2 separate regions of the Homo sapiens genome follow, and region 2 is linked to region 1. Evidence: chromatin loops called from intact Hi-C (ENCODE). Cell type or tissue: endothelial cell of umbilical vein. All regions are shown on one strand.

What was found. Peaks named below come from ENCODE experiments on the same cell type or tissue, not always from the same donor. Only the 100,000 strongest peaks of a DNase experiment are listed, where the experiment ranks them.
Region 2: a loop joins it to region 1, with 4 times the contacts of the local background. A loop is called at or near these places in 20 of 110 quality-filtered maps.

Annotation. Positions count from the first base shown.
Region 1 is chr4:4,856,227-4,864,226 of GRCh38, reverse strand. MSX1 (msh homeobox 1) reads right to left here and starts at 4,562. Exons shown (of 2, transcript NM_002448.3): 1 at 3,859-4,562; 2 at 291-1,526. The coding sequence starts at 4,327. The coding sequence ends at 1,084. RefSeq lists an enhancer at 1,246-1,917 and silencers at 3,971-4,410, 4,421-4,660, 4,681-4,740. In endothelial cell of umbilical vein, no CTCF peak of the experiment used is centred here; DNase peaks (open chromatin) are centred at 3,036 and 4,596; H3K4me3 peaks cover 2,427 bases; H3K27ac peaks cover 579 bases; H3K27me3 peaks cover 2,465 bases.
Region 2 is chr4:4,468,208-4,476,207 of GRCh38, reverse strand. It overlaps STX18 (syntaxin 18), which reads left to right. Exons shown (of 11, transcript NM_016930.4): 2 at 4,502-4,569. STX18-IT1 (STX18 intronic transcript 1) reads left to right here. Exons shown (of 4, transcript NR_126434.1): 4 at 64-87. Among named protein-coding and RNA genes, the nearest start is that of STX18-IT1, 9.5 kb to the left of the region's middle. In endothelial cell of umbilical vein, no CTCF peak of the experiment used is centred here; no DNase peak of the experiment used is centred here.

The DNA of each region.
Region 1 (8,000 bases):
AAGCAAGAGTTGGTTATAGGTTGCCCGAGTAAGTGTCGATTTCAGCTTAAAGTGAATTGGAAAATTGAGCCTAATTATCCTAGGTAATTACTTCAACTCTCCACTTGACTTTCCTAATGCAGATCTGTCGTGGGTGTTCAAAAAGACACCCCCCTCTATCCCTGCATACCCTGTTATCACCTTTCAAAGTTGCTGTCGTAAAAGTACCGTCAAACTGAAAAGCAACTGTACACATAAAGAGATAGCAAGAAGCAAAATTAAAATAAAAGACTCAATCAGTAAAGAGATAATTTTTGTAGCTTAAAATTAATTTATTTAACAAATATAGCTATAATATAAATGATAATAAAATTTCAAATATACAGTATATTACATAGTACACACAATCCCTTCCAAAGGGATGTTTGAGAGCCACACAAATGTACTGTTAAATAGAAAGAGTTTTTTTTTTTTTTTAATTTTACAATTGTGTTTCTGGTACTGGTAAGAGAGAGGTCCCTTCAACCTACCTTTGCAACACATCTGTGTTTTCCCTGCCCCCCAGAGCAAATGTTTTGTTGTTGAACTTGTCTTAAATTTTCCAATGGAAGAAGCTAGGATTCATCTTCCTGGCTGGCTAGTCTTTTTTTTCTCTTTTCTTTTTTTTTTTTTTTTTTTTTTTTTTTTTTTTTTTTGAGATTGTTCTCATTTCCAAAATCGTCAGACACCGATTTCTCTGCGCTTTTCTTGCCTGGTGTCAGGACAGGGAAAAGCTATGCAGGAGACATGGCCTCTAGCTCTGTTCAACTGTCAATTCTGCTGGGGACCTTAGATAAATCTGTTAACCTCTCTGCCCTCAGTTTCCCCATCTTTAACTCGAGAGTGTAGATCTAAATGCTAGAAGAGTACTAAGGGACTCTTCCAGCCACTTTTTGGCAGGGATCAGACTTCGGAGAGTGAACTCAGGGAGCAAAGAGGTGAAACTGGAGCAGTGTGAGGGTTAAAGGGAAGGCGGCTGGCGGTGCCGAGCAGGGGAGCACGTCGGGGGTACAGCACCAGGGCTGGAGGAATCGGCTGGCCCACAGGTGGGCGACCTGGGACCCTCTATGTCAGGTGGTACATGCTGTAGCCCACATGGGCCGTGTAGAGTCCCACGGGCGCCACAGGCAGCGCGGCGCGCTGGAAGGGGCCAGAGGCACCGTAGAGCGAGGCACCCGCCGCGGCCGCTACAGCTGCGGGGCCGCCGAGAGGGAAGGAGAGGCCGAAGGCAGCCGGTGGCAGCATGGGCTTGGCGGCCATCTTCAGCTTCTCCAGCTCTGCCTCTTGTAGTCTCTTTGCCTTGGCGCGGCGGTTCTGGAACCATATCTTCACCTGCGTCTCAGTGAGGCTGAGCGAGCTGGAGAACTCCGCGCGCTCGGCGATGGACAGGTACTGCTTCTGGCGGAACTTGCGCTCCAGCGCCAGCAGCTGCGCGGTGGTGAAGGGCGTCCGCGGCTTACGGTTCGTCTTGTGTTTGCGGAGGGTGCAGGCTGGGGGGCTCAGCCGCCCTGAGGGCCGAAAGAAAAAAAAAGCAAGGGGTTAAGAGAGAAGCATTGGAGCATGATCAGCCCAAGAAGTAGTAATAATAGCCAAACAATACCAGATATTGAGTGCCGCCAAGTGCCTCGGTGCCGGGCATCGCGCAAGGCACTTGAAATATATTTTCTCCAATTCCCATTGCAACCCCGCAGGGGAGAAGTTCCTGTCTACTTTTTGCAAATGAAGAAACTAAGATTCCAGGAGAAAAATACCCACGTTGAAGGCTCGATGTCCACATCTTAGGCCTAAACAGCTGGGAAGATGTGAAATCACCTTTGTGCTGCCCGGCGGCTTAGGAAGGCCTTCATGGCGGGCCTCCTCCCAGGGCCATCCAGAGGAAAGGTGGATGTTAATACAGTTGACGAACATGCAGAAAGAGGCCCTGCGCCCAGCCCAAGGGCACATTTAGTTTTACGCGTTGGCCAAACATTTATCAGTGCCCACGGAGTGCTTCAGTGTGGGGCTAGGCAGTTTTGTGGCATAGAATCCAAATCAAATTCTACACTTTCCCCGGAACACTTCGCTCCTACGGGATTCTAGGAGTAGTTCCCGCAGACCAGAGATGGAGCAGCGCAGACCATCATGGAGGGTGCACTGTGGCCAGCCCTCTTAGAAACAGAAAGTGTCATCTGGAGCGGAGAACGAGGGGCTGCTTTATTCTAATGGGCTTTTTCTTTAGATTGTCTCAGTCCTCTGTTGGATCGCGTTCACCCCTGGCGCCAGGGCCCTCTGGCCCCACTCAAACGTTTGTGTGTGTGTGTGTGTGTGTGTGTTGATGTTGTTGCGGGGGGAGTGTTGAGATCGCCTCTCCCCTCAACCTGTGGCATAGTCAGCAGACATCAACATGCCCAGCTGTCTTTTTCTTTTGGCTTCAAAATAAACCTCAAGGGTGGACAGTGAAGAAGCATCAGAGCGCAGGACTAGTGCAGGTCGGGGATGGGGTCTGCTGGGGACTGCCCCCGGATAAAATGTGGAACAAATTATCCCAACACAGCCGGGATCGCTTTGACTTCGGGGTCTTGGGGCCCAAGGCCCTAAGCGTTGGAAAGGACACTTTGCCTATGCAGCAGCTTTCCCGGCAGAAAGTGAATTCAAATCGAAGATGTTTCACCACGCGGGTTTTGCCTAAGTATGCATTTTTTCACACCTCTCTAAAAAACAACCACAAACAAACAGAAAAAACAAAACAAAACAAAGAAAACACAACGATCCTTTGGACTTTCAGACCACCAGGATGTGAGTCAAACGAAATCTCGTGTTAACACCCCGCTTCTTCCCTGCTGGAGGCCACCGGGAGTCCGGGAAGCGCTTGGCCCCCAACTAGCTTTCCGCCGGGCCGCCCGAGGGGCGGGCGCCGAGAGAAACGTCACTCCCTTCAGCGGCGACAACCCAGAGCGGGGCCACCTTCTCCGGCCATTAGGCTTAGGGAGGGACTGGCCTTTCAAAGACGTTTAATCCCCAGATAAAAATCATTCCTCAGCATCACGCCATTGAAATCTGGCTGCTATTATGCCGAGCAAAATAATCGGAGGAAACGAGGAAAACTTGGGAATTTCCCGTGCTCCTGAAATATCTCCGAGCGTGTTCTCTGAGTAGAGCAGCCAGGGGGCCGTGAGGCCTTGGAGCGAACCGCCTTGGGCACCTGGAGTCCACTTTAATGGCTCAGTCCTAGACGTTTGGGAGCTTCCCATAGGATTAGCGGGGGCGCCTTCCCCTAATTGACTTGGTGCCCCGCCCCCTCCACTGGAACCTGAATGTCCCCACCCCTGAATCATCCATCCGCCCAAAGCACCAACTATCTGCCTCAAACTCAAAGGGCATGGGGAGGTAGAATTCTGTAGGAGCTTCGGAACCTCTAGGCAAAGAGGTACTTGAAAGGGAAGAGGGGCTGGGGGACACCAGCTCCTACTGCGAGAAAGTGAAACTCCGGGTGCAGGGAAGATACCGCACCACACACATTCATCCGCTGGGGTGAAGCCGATGAAACAGAGTTTGGGATCAGATGAGGGATCATGGACCCCTGAGGTCGTTTGGTGGGGGCAGGAGGACAGGGTGCCCAGACATCGGTGTCCTATCCGTTAACTCCCACCCGCAGCGTCTCTGGGCCAAGGCGAGGAGGTCTGGAACCTTCTTCCTGGGTGGGAGTGGAGGGAGGCGCAAGACCCGGCCTTGCAGCCCACGGCTCCCTAGCACCGGCTGCAGGTACGCAGGCGCCGGAGGCCACCAGGAGCCCTCGGGTCCCACACCCCACCCGGCCCCCACCCGGCCCCCTCCCTCTGCGCCTGGGTTCTGGCTACTCACTGGCCGGCGGCGGGGAGAAGCGGGGGCTCTGCATCCACGGGGTCCTCTCGGGCTTCTCGGGGCTCTCGGCTTTGACGAGCGCATCTTCTGGCAGCTTGAGGAGTCCCCCCACCGAGAAATGGCCGAGCGGCCGCGGCGAAGAGGGCGCGTCCGGGGCTCCCAGCGACCCCGGCGGGACGCCCAGTGGCTGCGCCGAGCCACCCGCCGCCTGCACGCCCTCGGAGGGCGCCAGGGCGCTCTCCTTGGCCCCCGGCTTCCTGTGGTCGGCCATGAGCGCCTCCACGCTGAAGGGCAGGAGCGAAGGGGACACTTTGGGCTTGGCCCCCTCCTCGTCCGCGCCCATGGCGGCTGCCGTGGCCGCGGCGGCGCTGGGGGCCTGGCCCGCGCCTCCCCCCGCCGGCTTGCCGAAGGCGGAGTCCTCCACTTTGACACCGAGTGGCAAAGAAGTCATGTCAGCAGCCGGGGCCATGCAGAGCCGGGCCCCCCCTTCTGCCGCAGCACTGGCCAGCCGCCGGGCATGGGCTCCGGGCGGGCTGGGAGCGCGGCCGGCCTCTGCGAGCGCCCGGGGCCCTGGCCGGGCGGACCCTCCCGCGCGCGCCTCCCGCCCCTCCCCAGCAGGCCAGCTCCGGCGTGCTGGGCCTGGCCTCCGGTCGCTGCCGCCGCGCAGGCAGAGTTCCCGGGAGCACTCGCCGGCTCCGGGCCCTACCGCGGCTCCCCAGAGAACTTGCTAATAAGGCGAGGCCAGCGGGGCGGCGGCCAATCAGCGCGCGAGGGGGCGGGCCCGGAGCGATCCATTGGGCCGCGCTCCTGGGGACTCGCCCGGAGGCGCGCTGGGCCTGGGGGCACGCAGGGCAGGGCCCAGGCGGCGGAGGGCAGGGGAGGAGAGGGGGTGCCCGGGAAACTTTCCTCTGCGCTGAAGCCCAAGAGGCCCTCTCTGCGGGAGTCCCCTGGGTCTCTATCTTTCTGTGTTCCCGGGGGATTTTCCCTTGTTCTCGTTCCTTCTCTTCTGCCCTCCTCTCCTCCCCTCCCCTCCCCTCCTCAGCCCTCTTTTCCGCTCCTCTTTTTTTCCCCGTCCTTGTTTCTCTCCTCTACTGCTTCTTTTACCTTTCTCTTTAGTCTGTGGCTGGGTTTCCCTGTGCCCCCCTCCACTGTCTGACCCCCCCTCTTCTTCTACCACAATAATTTGAGTTGAGGTTATTTCTTACACATTCCTTTTATATATAGTTTTTAAAATACGCATGGCTATTTATCCTAGGAGAAAGACATACTATTAACTTCTTTTCAAGAAACGAAACAAAACCAAACCTTCATTTTCTTCCTGTTCTGAAATCTTGTAAACTTTACCTCGAGGTAAAAGTGGGCCTTTGTCTCTAACTTAGAGCTGGAGTAAACCTTGCGGGAAGAAGCTAGCTTCCTGTAGTGCCAAGGATGTGAGAATACGTAAGATTATCTAGAATCTGCAGTCGGTTTTCATACACGATGTGTATTCCCCCCCCCCCACCCTCGCTCTGAACTTCTGTCCCAAGGGTCACAACACCTATAGCGCCCGGGCGGGGAAAGGAGCTGCCAGATCCTTTTGATATAGAACTTACTGAAATAAAACCAACAGAATCGTCAATGAAACACCGATCTGGCCTTAAGGTGACCTCAAACAACGCGTCCTCGGAAACAATGACATGTCCCTATCTCTGGGCCGCTGATCCTGGAGGGGAGAGGCACATTTGGGGGAGGGGGCTGGGAAAAGAGGAAAGTTCCTGGAGGTGGACTCTAGTGTGGGACTTGAGAACTCTTCTTTTGCCAATTTCGGAGAAAACGTGATTTAATGTTTGCTGTTAATAATAATAATAATAATAAAGACAGAAAAAATGAGTTGGGGTCAGGGGAGATGCAAGATCTGCCTGAAGCGGGGTCGGGGCTTGGCCATTTTCTGCGCCTGTCGCTTTATGGCCTCTCCTCCTGCGGCCCAGGCCAGCGGCTCTCAGGGAGTGAGCGGAGGTGATTGGCGGCTCACTCGGCCCTGCCATTGATGACTGCGGGGTTCTAATCTCCAGGAAACACAAGGGGCTGCCGTGGCCATTTAGGGGTAATTATCCGAGCGCGGAGGGACAGCGAATTCCCTCGACTTTTAACTGGGCGCAATAAAAGCTGTAGATTAGGGGCGTCCAGATTAGGGAAAATGAATTAGAGCGGGAACTTTATTATCCGGAAGACGTCCGGGGTCTGGCGGCAGGGGTCGGGCTGCGGACGCCGGAGCGATTGGTAGCCTCCCATCTGTCCACAGGCCGCCGAGATATGCTGAGGCCTGGGGAAGTTCGGGAATACCGGCATCTGAATTTTACGCACATCTCCAGGTTTCTAAAGGACCCAAGACTGCAACTCAGGCACTGGGCAGTGGTTGGGGCTTCTAGCTCGAGTTGGGCCGGCTGGACGCGCGGTGCACCGGGGCCTCCGGAGGTTTGCCCGAGAGGGTACAAGGATAGAAGACCTTAAGACCCAATTTTGAAGCTCAGCTCGCTGAGGCTGAGCAAGGCTGTAGGGCAAATACCTTGCTGGTAGCCCAGCCAGGACAGCGAACAACAGCATCTTCCTCTTCTTCCTCTTCTTCTTCTTCTTCCTCTTCCTCTTTTTCTTCCTCTTTTCTCCTCCTCCTCATCCTCCTCTTCCTCCTCTCCTCCTCATCTCCTCCTCCTCCTCCTCCTTCTTCTTCCTCTTCCTCTTCTTTGAGACGGAGTTTTGCTCTTGTCGCCCAGGCTGGAGTGCAATGGCGCGATCTCAGTTCACTCCAACCTCCGCCTCCCAGGTTCAAGCGATTCCAGGACGGCGAACTTCTATTGCTCCCGTTCTAATCAAACTCTCGTCAGAACAACCCCCTCCGCACCCAGCCAGAATCTCCCTTTGTGGCCAGGTTAAAGGGGGAGAGGAAACAGAGGCCTATCTGCTTTTGGGGCCATTTAAAAAGCGAGCAGTGTGCCTTTTCGAGTCTTTGCTTAGTTCCGCCCTCGCCCTCCTTCTGCAAATGTTTTGCTCCCAGGTCTCTTTAAGAATCTGATACAGCCAAGAACTTCTTCCCTAGAAAAATGCACACCTACAAAAACACATTACAAGCAACGGGGCAGACAACTTCGGGGGCTCTGGTCCCAAGTGGAGTCCTCCAGTTAAGAACCCCTGCTTTAGGGCTGAGCGGGGGCTTGAACTCAGAGAGCGAAGCCGCATGGTGCAGCGGGGGCTAGTGTGGAACTTGCGGCGGTCGCAGTTGAGGAGCGCAGCAAGGCCTGGACTCCGCCGCGGGGGGGGGGGGGGGGGCGGGGGGCCCGGGGGCGGGCGGCCTGAAAAGGGCCGCATCGCTAATTGCGGGGATAAACAATGTGTCACGATTCCTCAGCGCGCCTAATAGGCAGACTAGGATGTTGTTTTAAGGCGCCAGCGGCGGCCGGATCAAAGGCTGCACCCGGCGCACGGGCCCTTGAAGTCGCGCCCCTGCCTCCGGGGAGCAAATCGCCTGGCCCCGCAGCACCGGCCCCGCAGCCAGCCCCTCGGCTTCCCGAGCCGGGTCTGAACGCCACGGTGTCTTCTTTATAGGTTCGGCCTGGGTTCGTGTCTGCTGTCGCCCCGCGCGGCAGGTTAACCGCGTGTAAACGTTGCTAGGCGAGAAGAGTGCATCGGCAGAGAAGGGGGTTCAGACTCAATTCCGTGTCAGAAAAGCGCGGGGCTTTCCCATTGCTCTGCCCCTGGATTGCGAGAGAAAGAAAGGTGCCGGCAGTCTCAAGAGAAAGGAGTCAGATAAAAGAAATAAAATGTCTGCCTGTTTCCCAGGGCGTTGTTTGTTCCCGCGGGAGGAAAGCCACGAGTTACAGGGGCAGTGAGAGGGAGACTTCTCTGAGTTATTTTTTGTCTAGGACTTTACCGATTTCCCGGCCCAGGGGTTCAGCGAGCAGGCAGGCCCTGGGGCTGAGCCTGTTATCTCGCCGCCAGCTCTAACCTCGAGGCGTTTGTACCCCCGGCATTTCTCTGCGCTGCCGCTGCAGCCGAGAAAGCCGGGCAGTAATTCATGCCTGGCAAGGGCAGGGCTGGCCCCAGCAGATAAAGCTCGGGGACTGGCGCTCCGCTTCCATCCTCTAGACTTCTCTCCCCTCCCCTCTCGC
Region 2 (8,000 bases), 390 kb after region 1:
CATATTTAATATGGCGGTGTAATCAAACCGTAGCTCACTGATGAAAACTCTTTTCCATGATAGACCATCAGTCTGATGGAAGACTGTTCACTTGTGAGGACAGATGATCTTGTGAAGCTGTTAGGTTGCCCAGTCTTAGTAGATTTTACATGGTGATGCTGCACCTTCTGAACACACCTCAAGTAAGAGGCATTCTCTTGATGTATATACTTATTCCTACTTTATCATATTAAGTGACTCTTCCAAAATTAGCACTGCATGTGGAAACATTTAAAGTCCAAAACATAGGCCGGATATGGTGGCTTATGCCTGTAGTCCCAGCACTTTGGGAGGCCAAGGGGGGAGGATCACTTGAGCCCAGGAATTTGAGACCAGCCTGGGCAACATAGCAAGACCCCATATCTACAAAAAAGAAAAAAGAAAAATCCAAAGCATACAACTACTTAACCTCTCTAAAAATGTGAAAATGTAATGAGCACGTCAGAATTGTATGCGCTATAATATGCGGTCTTTGCCAGTTTATTCTGAAAAATAGGACTGAGTCTAACAGTAAATAGATTAAGCTTGGCCAAGAGTCTTTATAAAGTTAATGGTAGTCATGTGATTAAACAGTCAAATCATTCTCTGCAGAGATAATTGTATTATGCTATTTGGGGACTTAGGTATGCCTATGTAGATAAATCAAAGATTTGTTGAACTTTTTTCTTTGTTGTTGATTTGTCATGTTTTTTTTTTTGTTTTTTTTTAAAGAAATTAATAGAAAATTCAGAGCTCTCAAATTTCTAAAGAAATCTTAATGTTCCTTTATTTTTTCATTCTCAGCATTTAAAATATCATACATTGTGTTCCTGTTAAGTATTGAGTTATTATACTGATGTAATTTAGTCAGTAATTACTTAACACACCTCTTATCAAGAATTCTGTTTAATCCTGAACCACCTGCACTCTGTTTTAATAACCTCGTTTCATAGAAATTTCCCATTACAGAGCATATGAAGTTGGGATCACATTTGTTAGACTAACTGCAACCTCTTGTATAATAATTATGTGCTTGTGGGCCTCTGTGGAGCTTGCTTGCTCCTGGCATTCATCCCTAGGCACCATCCCTCCCTTGTAGAATAGAACTAACTAAAAGTAGGGGTGGGCAGCTGGATCTAACCTGTACAGTAGATTCCTCTGCACTTTTCAAAACTTTGTATGGAAAACTTTATGGCTTCTAAAAAAACACCTGTTGTGGATAGTAAGGTTCTTAGTAGGTGTATTAGTTTCTCATTGCTGCTGTAACCAATTACATCAAACTTGTGGCTTACAACAACACAGATTTATTATCTTATAGTTCTATAAGTCAAGTGTCCAAAATGGGACTCCCTGAGCTAAAATCAAGGTGTTGGCAGGACCGTGTTCTTTTCTGGAGGCTCTAAGGAAGGCCCATTGCCCTGCCCTTTCCAGCTTCTAGAGGCTGCCCACATTCTTTGGCTTCCTTTCCCCATCTTCAAAACCAGCAACATTGGAATGAGTCTTTCTCACATTGCATTACTCTCACTCTCCCTTCTGCCTCCCACTTCCACATTTACCGACCCTTGTGATTGAGCCTACCCAGATAATTCAGGATAATCTCTCTACTTTAAGGTCAGCTGATCAGCAACCTTAACTCATGTGCTGCATTAATGCCCTGTTGTCATGTAACACCATATAGTCACAGGTTCTGGCGATTAGGAGTTGGACATCTTACAGGGGGATGGGCCTGGGGAAGCTGGAAAACCATTATTCTGCCTACGGTAGCAGGTATAATCCTTCTGGGATTATTCAGTACCCACTATTTATTCAATATTTAGTAAAAGTTTCTGAGGGTCTGCTTTGTGCCAGAAACTGCCTGACAAGCTCTGGGGAAAGAGAGAGGACTCTCTGCCCTCTCAGAGTTTGCAGTCTGGTGAAGGGAAATCAGTTTATGAACTAGTCATTGTTATCATGAAGGAACAGGTGCTGAAATAGATGCACATGTAGCGTTTTGTGCGGGAATGGGATCTGACTGCAGCTGGGAGTGTAGGGTGAGTATGAGGAGGAAAAGAGAATCTTGAATGAGGAGGAAGAATTTGCCTGGGAGAGAATGATGGGTAGGGCGTTCCAGGGAAAGGGAGAACCATATGGGTATGCAAGTGAGGGGAAGGCCTGGGACTTGGAGGCTGGAGTGGTGCGGGGTGTGCGGCAGGGACTTTCAGCGCTGAGTTGTGAAGGGCCTTGAGTGCTGCATTTGGGAGTTTGGACTTTTTCCCGTTGTTTAGACACTGAGATGACTCATTGGCTTTCCTTTGGCAAATCAGCATGCAGAGCTGCTTCCTTTAACTGCAGTGTATTTTGAAACCAGAATTCACCACTGTCGAATGTATTCTACCCACGCATTTCCCTTGCTTTGCTCATTTATGCTGTTCACATGGCCCCTGGAAGTAGTTGAGTGTTTGACCCCTGGTAGGCAGGGGAAGGAGGTAAGGAGATGGAAACCATTGAAGGTTTTGAAACAGAGGAGTAGCTTGGTCAAATCTTTTATGTGATGGAATGAACACCTTGCTTGCGTATCTCTTAATTTTTTTCCCAACAGACTTAAAAGTCAGATTTCCGACCGGGCGCGGTGGCTCACGCCTATAATGCCAGCACTTTGGGAGGCTGAGGCGGGCGGATCGCGAGGTCCGGAGATCGGGACCATCCTGGCTAACATGGTGAAACCCCGTCTCTATTAAAAATACAAAAAAATTAGCCGGGTGTGGTGGCGGGTGCCTGTAGTCCCAGCTACTCCGGAGGCTGAGGCAGGAGAATGACGTGAACTTGGGAGGTGGAGCTTGCACTGAGCCGAGATGGCACCACTGCACTCCAGCCCTGGTGACAGAGCAAGACTCCATCTCAAAAAAAAAAAAAAAAAAAGTCAGATTTCCTGATGCAGCCTAAGTGGAAAGCAGGAACAGGATTGTAAGGCAGGCAGGCATGGTGGTGCACTGGGAAACACGCTGAATTTGGACTCAGTCCTGAGCTTTTGAAACCAAGCTCACATACTAAATGTGTAACCTTGGACAAGTCACTTAGCTTTTCCCAAACTGGTTAATGAGAACAGTAAGAATCATAGCACAGCAGGGTTGTTGGGAAGAGAAATAGGCCATGTACGTGAAAGTGTTGAGCAGTGTCAGGGATGGTGGACAGTCTCTCAGTCCTGATTTGCTATCTGTGAAATAAATGAATATTGTGACCATACTTAATTCTTTTTCTTTGATTTGTTTGCTTACAATGCCTTAGGGTGTTTTTCTGAATCACATTTATAATAAGAGTCTAGACTATGTGGGAAATTTAGCTGAACCCAAACTGACATATCTCCAGACAAACCATGGATGTTTCTTTTGTGATCAATGCTATTTTGTATTTAGGCATATACTCATTCCACAGTGTTTATTGATCACCTCTGTGCTTCTTGTTGTGCTTACAACTGTAGGGAAAGATGGGCAGCCCCTCCTTGCATAGTTCTGCCACTGACAAAGAAGTGTGTATATAAAAGTTAGGTCAGAGTACATGGCCATGAATAATTGAGTGCCAAGAGTGTGGTGTGCAGAAGTCCTTTTAAGATCAGAGCAAAGTGAAAATTAGCCTGGGTTGGCCTTGACAGAAAAACTTCCATGGAAGAGATGAAAGTTCCGCAGACCTTGCAAGGCTGGGGCCACGTGTGTTTGGAACGAGTGCAAAGTGTGTGAGTCGGAAGCTGGAGTAAGACGTCGTCAGAGGACCAGCAGGCCACTGGCTAGTAATCATTCTCCCTCTGGAAACACGTTTGTCCCTATTGACTGTGGTCTGAGCGTTCTTCCCACCACTTTTTATTTATTTGTGAATTGCTAGTTCCATGCACAGTACCTGGCATGTAGTAGGTGCTTTAGAATAGGTTTTTATTATACTAGAAACAGCCATCACAAACACAGTGCTTTGTACCTGTATCTTTGAGTTCTTTTTCTTCATCCATGGAAATAGCCCATAGGAAAGACAGAGATTTGCTATGTGGGGATAAATTGTTACCCCTGAATCTTTGCTTTAACTCTGCTGCTCTGCATGGGCCCTATTTACAAACGCAACAGCTTCAGCTTTAGAACTGTCCCTTAGAACACTTGGAAGAAGGAATACTTGCTGTGCAATTTTAGCTATAAGAAAAGAAAAGGAATTAACCTTATTGAACACATGCTATGTAATTACTAGACATGCATTATCTCATTTCGTCTTTAACTTACCTAGAAATCACCTACTCATAGTGTCATAGGTCCTAATAATTAGAGGTGGAAGGAACCATCGATGAGAGACTGAGGCCCAGGAATGGTAACTAATTTGTGACTGTACGAGAGTCCAAAACCGACGGTGCTCAGTTTGTAGCTTCAGAATCTTTCTGCAATTTGCATTTTATTCTCTATTAATTTAAAATTCATTACATGAGTGTAACATATCTATATAAACTGTTGGCTTTCTTTTTTAATTTTAGATTTCTCACATTGGCAAACTGAGAGATTTTCTTCTGGAACACAGGAAAGATTATATTAATGCTTATAGGTAAGTACATATTTTTTTACCAGGACTTTGGTGACTGTGTTCTTTTCTACACCTATATTTCTTTTGCGCTTTTTGCCCTCACCTTTTTCTTAATAACTCAGAGTTGTAATGAGGAAGACCAGTTTGGCAGTGGAAAAATCTCCTCAAAGCAAAAGGCTCTGCTGTACTCCATGTCCTCAAAGTCATGAAATCACAACAGCAATATCTTCCAGTCTATTTGTATCTCTCTATGTACCATTATCTCCTGTCAAATGAAACTCCATGAGTACTTACAGAGCTGTATTTGAAGTTGGGGACACATGTATTTGTATGCCCTCAACCTGTGGAAGAACAAAGTTTTCAAGCCTCTGCTAAGCTATTTTTGCCCATCTCTTGCGGTCCCAGTCTGTGACACCAGTTTTGCTGGTTTGGTGACGTTCTCATGAGCACATTTCAGTCCTTACCCTCACGTCGCTGGATCATGCCTCCCTCGCCAATTCCCAGTCCTCAGTCCTGATGGCCATTTTCTTCTTTTGTCCTTCTCCCAGGCTTTTGACACCTGCTAGAGGCAGCTACACACCCACTTTGGCATAGCCTTCATTTCTTACGGCACTTTTGCTGAATCCTTCTGTTCATCCCCTAATGTTACTCATGTTGACATTCCTTCTGGTGGCTAAGTCTAGTTTCTACTCAGTAGCCAGAGTCTTTTTTAAACTTTAATTGGATTATGTCACCACCTGAGTAAGCCCACCATGAATACTGCATTGGAATTAGCATTAATACCAGCCTCTACACTGCGGTCTCCCCACTCCTGATCTAGCCCCTGGCCTTATTTCAAACACCGCCTTCCCACGACGGTGCTCCAGCCATGCCAGCCTTCCTTAAAGGTGCCATGCCCTTTCCTGGTGCAGGGCCCAGGCCTATGCTGTTCCTCCTCTTCCCATGGTGGTTTCCTTTTCAAACTTAAAGGCTCAACTTAATAGTCCCTCTTCCCAGAGGCCTTCTCTCACTACCCTTTATAAAGTAGGTCTCTTCTGTTAGTTAGTTTCTCCACCCTGTATATTTTCTTCAGTAACAAAACACAATTTGTAATTATTTAATAATTACAGTTTATTATCTGTCTTTGTCACCAGGCTGTACATGTCATGAGGTCAAGGACCTTGTCAGGTTTCCATCGTGTTTCCATAGTTCCTCACCCATATTTGGCACTCAGTAAATACTTGTTGAATGAATGATTTCCTCCTAGTCCTAAAGTCCATGACTAGCCCAGCAGCACTCAACTGTGGTGATTTTGCACCCCAGGGGACATTTGGCAATGTCTGGAGACATTTTTGTTTTTCCCAACTAGGAAGAGGAGTATTGCGCATTTAGTGGGTAGAGGCCAAGAATGTGCACAACTCAGGACAACTCTCCACAACAGGGACTTACCCGGCCCAAAACTGAGGAGGTGCTGACATTGAGATCCCCTGCTGCAGCCTGACCCCTCACTTCAGATTAAACTTCCTGGTTCGTCACAGGTTTATTGAATTCTAGATGCTTAGGGCACATCTGGGGGTAAAATACAAATATTCCTGCCCTCATGGCGTTTGCATTCTCGTGGGCTGGCAAAGACAAGCACTACGTGTATAGTACATTAGGTCATAGGTCCTATGGAAAGAAAAGGAAGAGTAGAACCAAGGTAACAGGGATCGGGAGTGCTGGGAAAGCTTGTGATTCTTACACAGAGTAGTCAGGAAGGCCCCATCGAGGTGGCATCAGAGCCTACTCCTCGGTAAAGTTTGGAACCTCTAATAGGGTCTCTCAGTTTCCTCCTCACCTCATCACCTTCTTTCCACCTGTCATAGAGAAACCCCTCTCTTTGTTTTTAAGGATACTGTCCTACTTGTGTATAAACTAAAGGGAAGAAAAAAGCCAGACGACCAAAAATAGCTGGGAATCATGAATGCAGCAGTACCTGAGAAGTGGTGCGAGTGCATCCTTTATGTCATCACTCACACCGCCTCTCAGGTACCGCTGTGCTCATGATTCCTGGCCAGTTTTCATCATCTGGCTCTTTTCTTCCCTTTAGTTTATACATTCAGCGGTACAAGCATATCCTTTATCTCATCCCTCACACCGCTTCTCAGGTACTGCTGTATTCATGATTCCCAGCTATTTTTGGTCATCCGGTTCTTTTCTTCCTTTTAGTTTATACATTTGACCTTGCTTGCTCCTTAAGCCAACAGGCCCTGTCGCTTCATTTCACGTCAGTGCCAAACATGGGGAGAAAGTCTAATCAGGGATCAGCCAACTTTCTATAAGAGCCAGGTAGTATAGTTTAGGTTCTGTGGGCCACATATGGTTTCTGTCACATATTTTTTGTTTTGTTTTTTTTACAACCTTTAAAAACCTTTAACCATTCTTAGTTCTCAGACCATAGGGAGCCATGCCTGCAGGCTAGACTTGGCCTACGGACTGCAGGTGACGTGACCTCTGCTTCCTCACCTTTTACTCTGCGCCAACCATATGGCTCGGTTTCCCTCACTTTTCTGAAATTTTTCTCCTAATGCTCATCTGTGACTTCCTAATCACCAAATCCAGTGGCTTTTCCTCAAGGGGAATATAAATAGACTTGTATGGTACACACTCTGGTGTGTCTACCTTCTTTTACTCCACATGTTTTTGAGGTTCTTGCATGTTGTGTATACCAGTAGTTTGTTCCTTTCTGTTGCTTTATTATTTTTAATATTCCATTGTGTGACGTTACCATAGTTTGCTTATCCATTTATCTAATAGAGAATACGGGGCTGTTTCCACTTTGAGACTATTAGGAATAAAGCCTTTGTGAGTAGCATCTTCTACAAGTCTCTTTGTGGACATACTGATTTATTTCCTTTGAATAAATACCTAGGGGTGAAATTAGTGGGTCATACAAATGGTAGGTGCATGCTCAGCCTTAAAATAAACTACCAAGCAATTTTCCAAAGTGGTTTTTCACTCCTTGTAGCAATGCATGCGAGTTATAATTGCTCCCTATCCTTGCCAACATTTGGTGTAAATAGGCTTTTCAGTTTTAACCATGATAATGTAACCGAGCCCAGGCTTGGCTGCTCACCGCTTGCAAAGCCAATAACAAGGACGAAAGGAAGGTGACTTTATTTCCAGAGCAAGCAGTGGGAAGGCAGGAGCGATGCTGCGTACTAGGTCTGTGTGTCTCTTTCTGATAGCTATCATCGCAGGCTGGCGACATGTCAGCAATGGCCGGGTTGTAGACTACCCGCCTTGAGGTAATCTCTGGAATTTTGCAGTTAGGTCTCCGTGCTCAGTCTATTTCAAGTTAGCCCCTGCAACTTCCAGGTAAGCACATAATTAGATACATACAGTTAGGTAAATGTGCATGGTGTAAGGGAATGTATGGTGAGAAAGGGAGGGGACGTGGTGTTTCAGAGAAAGTACGTTTCAAGGCTGTATTC